Regions from separate parts of the Homo sapiens genome. Here region 2 is linked to region 1. The links are chromatin loops, found by intact Hi-C in ENCODE. Cell type or tissue: MCF 10A. All regions are shown on one strand. Region 1 overlaps LINC01358 (long intergenic non-protein coding RNA 1358). Region 2 overlaps FGGY (FGGY carbohydrate kinase domain containing).

The links. Peaks named below come from ENCODE experiments on the same cell type or tissue, not always from the same donor. Only the 100,000 strongest peaks of a DNase experiment are listed, where the experiment ranks them.
Region 2: a loop joins it to region 1, with 2.9 times the contacts of the local background. A loop is called at or near these places in 1 of 110 quality-filtered maps.

Annotation. Positions count from the first base shown.
Region 1 is chr1:59,055,941-59,058,440 of GRCh38, reverse strand. All of the region lies in intron 2 of LINC01358 (long intergenic non-protein coding RNA 1358), which reads right to left. Among named protein-coding and RNA genes, the nearest start is that of LINC01358, 37 kb to the right of the region's middle. RefSeq lists an enhancer at 21-1,788. In MCF 10A, no CTCF peak of the experiment used is centred here; a DNase peak (open chromatin) is centred at 1,040.
Region 2 is chr1:59,366,886-59,369,385 of GRCh38, reverse strand. All of the region lies in intron 4 of FGGY (FGGY carbohydrate kinase domain containing), which reads right to left. Among named protein-coding and RNA genes, the nearest start is that of FGGY, 71 kb to the right of the region's middle. In MCF 10A, no CTCF peak of the experiment used is centred here; a DNase peak (open chromatin) is centred at 1,505.

The sequences.
Region 1 (2,500 bases):
AAAGTGAATCTGATCAACTCAGGACTCCTGAAGCTTCCTCAGTATTGTCATCAGTAAATAAACCCCAAAGATTTCTCATTGTACTTAGGACAAAATCTCATATCCTTTTCTCATGGAAAGGATTACTTGATCTGGCCCCTGCCTCCCTCTCTACTTCACCACCCCCTTCACTGACAGTTCTCCAGCACCACTCTCTTTTTTGTAATTTACCCCAAGCAGCCACCTCTTCCCCACCTCAAGGCCTTTTTGCCTGCCTGCTTCTGGGGACTCCCTTTCTCTTCTTTTTACCTGGCTAATCCCTGCTCATTCTTTAAGTTTCAACTTGCCTTCCTAAAAGAGGCCTGCCCAGAATACTTTGTTTGAATCCAACTCCTCAACCCCTTTCTTTTCCTTTAAAGCATTCAGCATGATTTACAATCATGCATTTGATTGTGCAATTCCTTATTAATTTCTGTCTCCTCCCATAGGTTGTAGATCCCTAGAGAGCAAAGAGTGTTTCTATTTTCTTCCTTTACGTCTCCTCCTGGAGTCAGTCACAGTGCCTGGTACATAGACGGTACTCAAGAAATACATGGTATATGAAGGAATGAATGACGGAGAGTCACATGTAAAGCACCTTGTCAAAGAACTTTAGCAGATTTTTGTAGTCCTGTCCCCTCCTAGTGGATACAGCCAAGCACCATTCTCAGGAGTGGGTGCAGACAGCCCTCACCCCAACCATCCACCACTGGGGGGAAGGCCCTGACCATGACCCTGTGGGTTAGCCAGGTGCAAAGCCCCCGAGGCTGTGGAACCAGGCTGAGCAGGTCCAGTGGCAGCCCTGCCACCCCGCAGCATAGGAGTGGCCTGGAGGGAGTGGGAACAGGTTGCTGGAGAGCAGGTCCCCTGGGTCCTCATCAGACTCAAACCCTCCCTGTCTCTTTTTCCCTACTGCAGAAAGCTATTCTGCCCTGTCCAATGCGAATGGATTGGCTGCTTGTTTTGTTGTATGTGCTGCTAGGCAACTGGCCTGTTTTTGCTTATTTACCTCCCCTGGGCCATTTCACAACACTTTGTAATAGGCTGTGCTCTCTCTGCTGCACATCTGGTTTGGATTGAGCCTGTCAGAGCTCCCTCTGCGAGGAGAGCTAGTACTTTCCCCAGCAGTCACCAAGACGGCCCCCCGGGGCTCTGGCTGCTCTTTGGTGCTGGACCCCTCTAGGCCTGCCCAGCCCCCATTCCCTCTTCACTCTGCACCTCCCAGTCTTTTTCAACAGTTCACACATTTCAAAGCCTGAAGAGGGGAACTTTTGAGATGGAAAAAACTGACAAGTGTTCAAGGAATATTAGAGGAGAAAGGAAACTTAACAAGAATAAAGTTTGAGTCCCAAACCCTCTCCTTCTCAACCAGAGAGGAGAACTGACTTACCCAATGGGACAGAGAGAGAAAGTGACAGACTCAAGACACTGCTTTCCTTGATATCACACTCCCCAAACTGCAGCTGTCTCATCAGCAAAACCACCCTGCCGATAGAGAGGGTTCAGTTAGATATTACTAGGTTTGAAGGAAACAATAGGTTTGCCCTTCTCCCCATCCTACCTGAAAATTTCAAGTGGGGTTTCTGTAAAGAACCAAAAGAGAATCAGAGGTTTGATAGATGTCATCTTAGAGACACAGGGAGAGAAATGAAATTTCCAACTTTTTTACCTACCTGCATAGAACATGTTGGCCGAAGCAGGGCAGGAGCAGGTGCAGGTGAGTGAAGGAAGACTGGGAACAAACACAGGACACCTCTCTCTGCAACTCCCGCATTGTTCTGGCAAACACATTCCGTACACAGTAAAATCCAAAATCCTGACAATGGCTTGCCTGGCCCTGTTACCTCTCTGACCTCATCCTCCCCTTCACCCACCCTGGTACATTCAGCTCCAGCAATTTGTGCCAAGAGAGCAGAAAAAAAGGTTTTCCTCGTGTGAAAGCAACCAGCCGCTGGGCAGAGCTCAGTGAACAGAGCAAGGACTGGATCACACACCCCTTTGTTCTGTTCATTGTTAGTTCTTGTACCTAGAACAGTTGTGCACAAAGATTGGGCTCCATAAGAATTTGTTGAATGAATGTATGAATGAATGAACAAATGAATGAGTCTGTTTTTCCTCCCAGCTTTTTCACATGATGATATTTCCCTGTACTTGCCTCTCACTTACAACATAAAATGCTGATCTATCATCCTACAGTGTAAATCTCTCATGAGCGTCCCTTTATCTCTCTGTTCCAGGTCACTGTGCTCCTGCCCATTTTTGAGCTTCTGGAATACAAGCTGTGCCTTTGCCTGGAATGTCCCTCCCAGTCTGACTAGGCATCTTCTGATGGGGTTTGACCTGGTTGCTTCTAACACTAGGATGGACCTCTTGGCAATCTCTGGATATCTTTCTGTGGTTTGTTATAATGGTAATTATTACTTATCTGGCTGCTTCACATTGATTAATTAGTGGCGGATAAGAAAACCAGATGGCTAGCTGT
Region 2 (2,500 bases), 310 kb before region 1:
AAGCCTGGGCAATGGCGGGCGCTCCTCCCCCAGCCTCGCTGCCGCCTTGCAGTTTGATCTCAGACTGCTGTGCTAGCAATCAGCGAGACTCCGTGGGCGTACGACCCTCCGAGCCATGTGCAGGATATAATCTCCTGGTGCGCCGTTTTTTAAGCCCGTCGGAAAAGCGCAGTATCGGGTGGGAGTGACCCGATTTTCCAGGTGCCGTCTGTCACCCCTTTCTTTGACTAGGAAAGGGAACTCCCTGACCCCTTGCGCTTTCCGAGTGAGGCAATGCCTCGCCCTGCTTCGGCTTGCGCACAGTGCGCTGCACCCACTGACCTGCGCCCACTGTCTGGCACTCCCTAGTGAGATGAACCTAGTACCTCAGATGGAAATGCAGAAATCACCCGTCTTCTGCGTTGCTCACACTGGGAGCTGTAGACCGGAGCTGTTCCTGTTCAGCCATCTTGGCTCCTCCCCGAGACAGGGCTTCACTATGTTGGCCAGGCTGGTCGTGAACTCCTGACCTTGTGATCCACCCACTTCGGCCTCCCAAAGTGCTGGTATTACAGGCGTGAGCCACCATGCCCAGCCACATGCAGTTTTTTATATTAGGCTACCTGATTCACAAGTGCTTTGTCATCAAATGCCATATTGGCCAACAGCACATTACCCCCATAGATGGATTTTTAGTCTAGTTCTGCAGAAAAATCTCTCTGTCCCTCCTCCTCTCTGGCCCATACAATCCCAGCCAAAGGCCTCAATCTTACTGAATTAATTCTCTACTTGTAACCACTGGGCCTGCATTAGGACACAGTGATCGTCCTCTAAGTCCTCCACAGTTTACAACAGTGTTCTCATTTAATCTACAGAGTGATGCAGAGGCGTGTAGGTAATACACAATACTCACACATTAAGGAACTGGGGGTCAGACCACAAGGGCTTAGCCCAAAGTCACAGGGCTTCCAGCTCTAAAGTAAATGTTCTTTCCTTCCACTATGCCACAGTTACCACCCTGAACCTCCCAGTCCAATCAGAGGTGTGATTTTGGGCCTTTTGGAAATGTCATAATGGAAGCTATTGCCACTCTTTACAGAAGAAAAGACAAACAAAAGCCCTTCTAAGCACATTTCCGTACAATTTCAATCCTGGACAGCTCATGTAACTCCTATGTACTTATCATCTCCCATGCACAATGTTGCACGGATTAGAGAGTGCAAGGAGCAGGCCCTCGACACACACCAATTTCAGATGTATCTCATTAGGTGATGGCCTAATAGAGTTCAAACTAGGAGCTCTCTGTGCTGAATGAGTTAAGTCTTTCTATCCTCCAGTTACCAGGCAACTAACAAAAACTAGTCTTTTCAAGAAAAAAAGAAAAGTGATTTGGGTTATATGACTTGGCACAAAAGCCTTCTGCATTCCAACAACAATCCTTTGAGTTAAGCAATCCCTCAGCTTAAAGCAACCAAAGAGAACAGCTTTTTTTAAAAAAAAGAAAAAATTATTACTTCATCAAACCACAGCATTTGTTGGGAGGAGGCTACTACTCAAAGCTCACACAGCTGTGGGTCTAAGCAGAGGGCGGAGGTAGGGCAGTATGTCCAAGATTCAAGGCTGCAGCCGCCCTGCCAGCCTCAGGACAGAGAGAAGTAGCTTTCACCCTTTCCCTCCCACTCCAGGGAAGCTGTGAGGTTTCTGCTGCTTCTAGACACCTAGGGAACTCGTGAGGGAAATGAGGCAGCTACTGCAGTGACACCAGGGTCGAGGGGCAACATGAGAAGATAGGCATGACCAGTTACAAAGGATTATCCAAGTAATCTACTGTGTAATTGCAAAGGGATTCTATCTGGGTTATCTGCTGTGAGCAGTAAACAAAAGGGAGGGAACAGCTCCCTAATTCCCCACTCAATAAATAGTACTGCCTGTACATTCCAAGTACTCATGCTGTTGTTTTCCAGCACAACTACCCAAGAAAGAGCTAGACCTTATCCTCACTCTATGTTCAAGACTCCAAATTAGGGCACAGGCCAATAGCCCAGAGAGAAAAGAGTTTCAGGAAGAGACGTAATCTTCAATGTCATTCTTAAAAGAAATATGACGCTGGAAGCATGGAGTAGGTCATAAACCTCAGCCAGAAACTTCTCAGAATGAATAAAATAATTGTGTGTTTCAAACTCCCATGCACAGAGACAGAACATCAGAAATATTTCAAGTCAGATAGGCAGATAAGCTGAGAGGTCTGCACTACTAGAGGCATCTTTCTAAAAACATAAAGCTTCCCATTCCATTCCTTTATTAAAGATGGTGCGACATCTCCTCATGGCCTAGAATCCCATTTTAACTCTGTAGTCTGGCTCTCAGGACTCTTAACCTGGCTCCAACTTGGCTGTGATCATTATGATGATGACTTTCTGGGCTCATCTCCTAACACCCTCCATTTGGTTCTCACCTCTTTTACTTTCCCAAATGCATTACACTTTCATATTTCCAGTCCTCTGTTACAGCTGGTATCTCT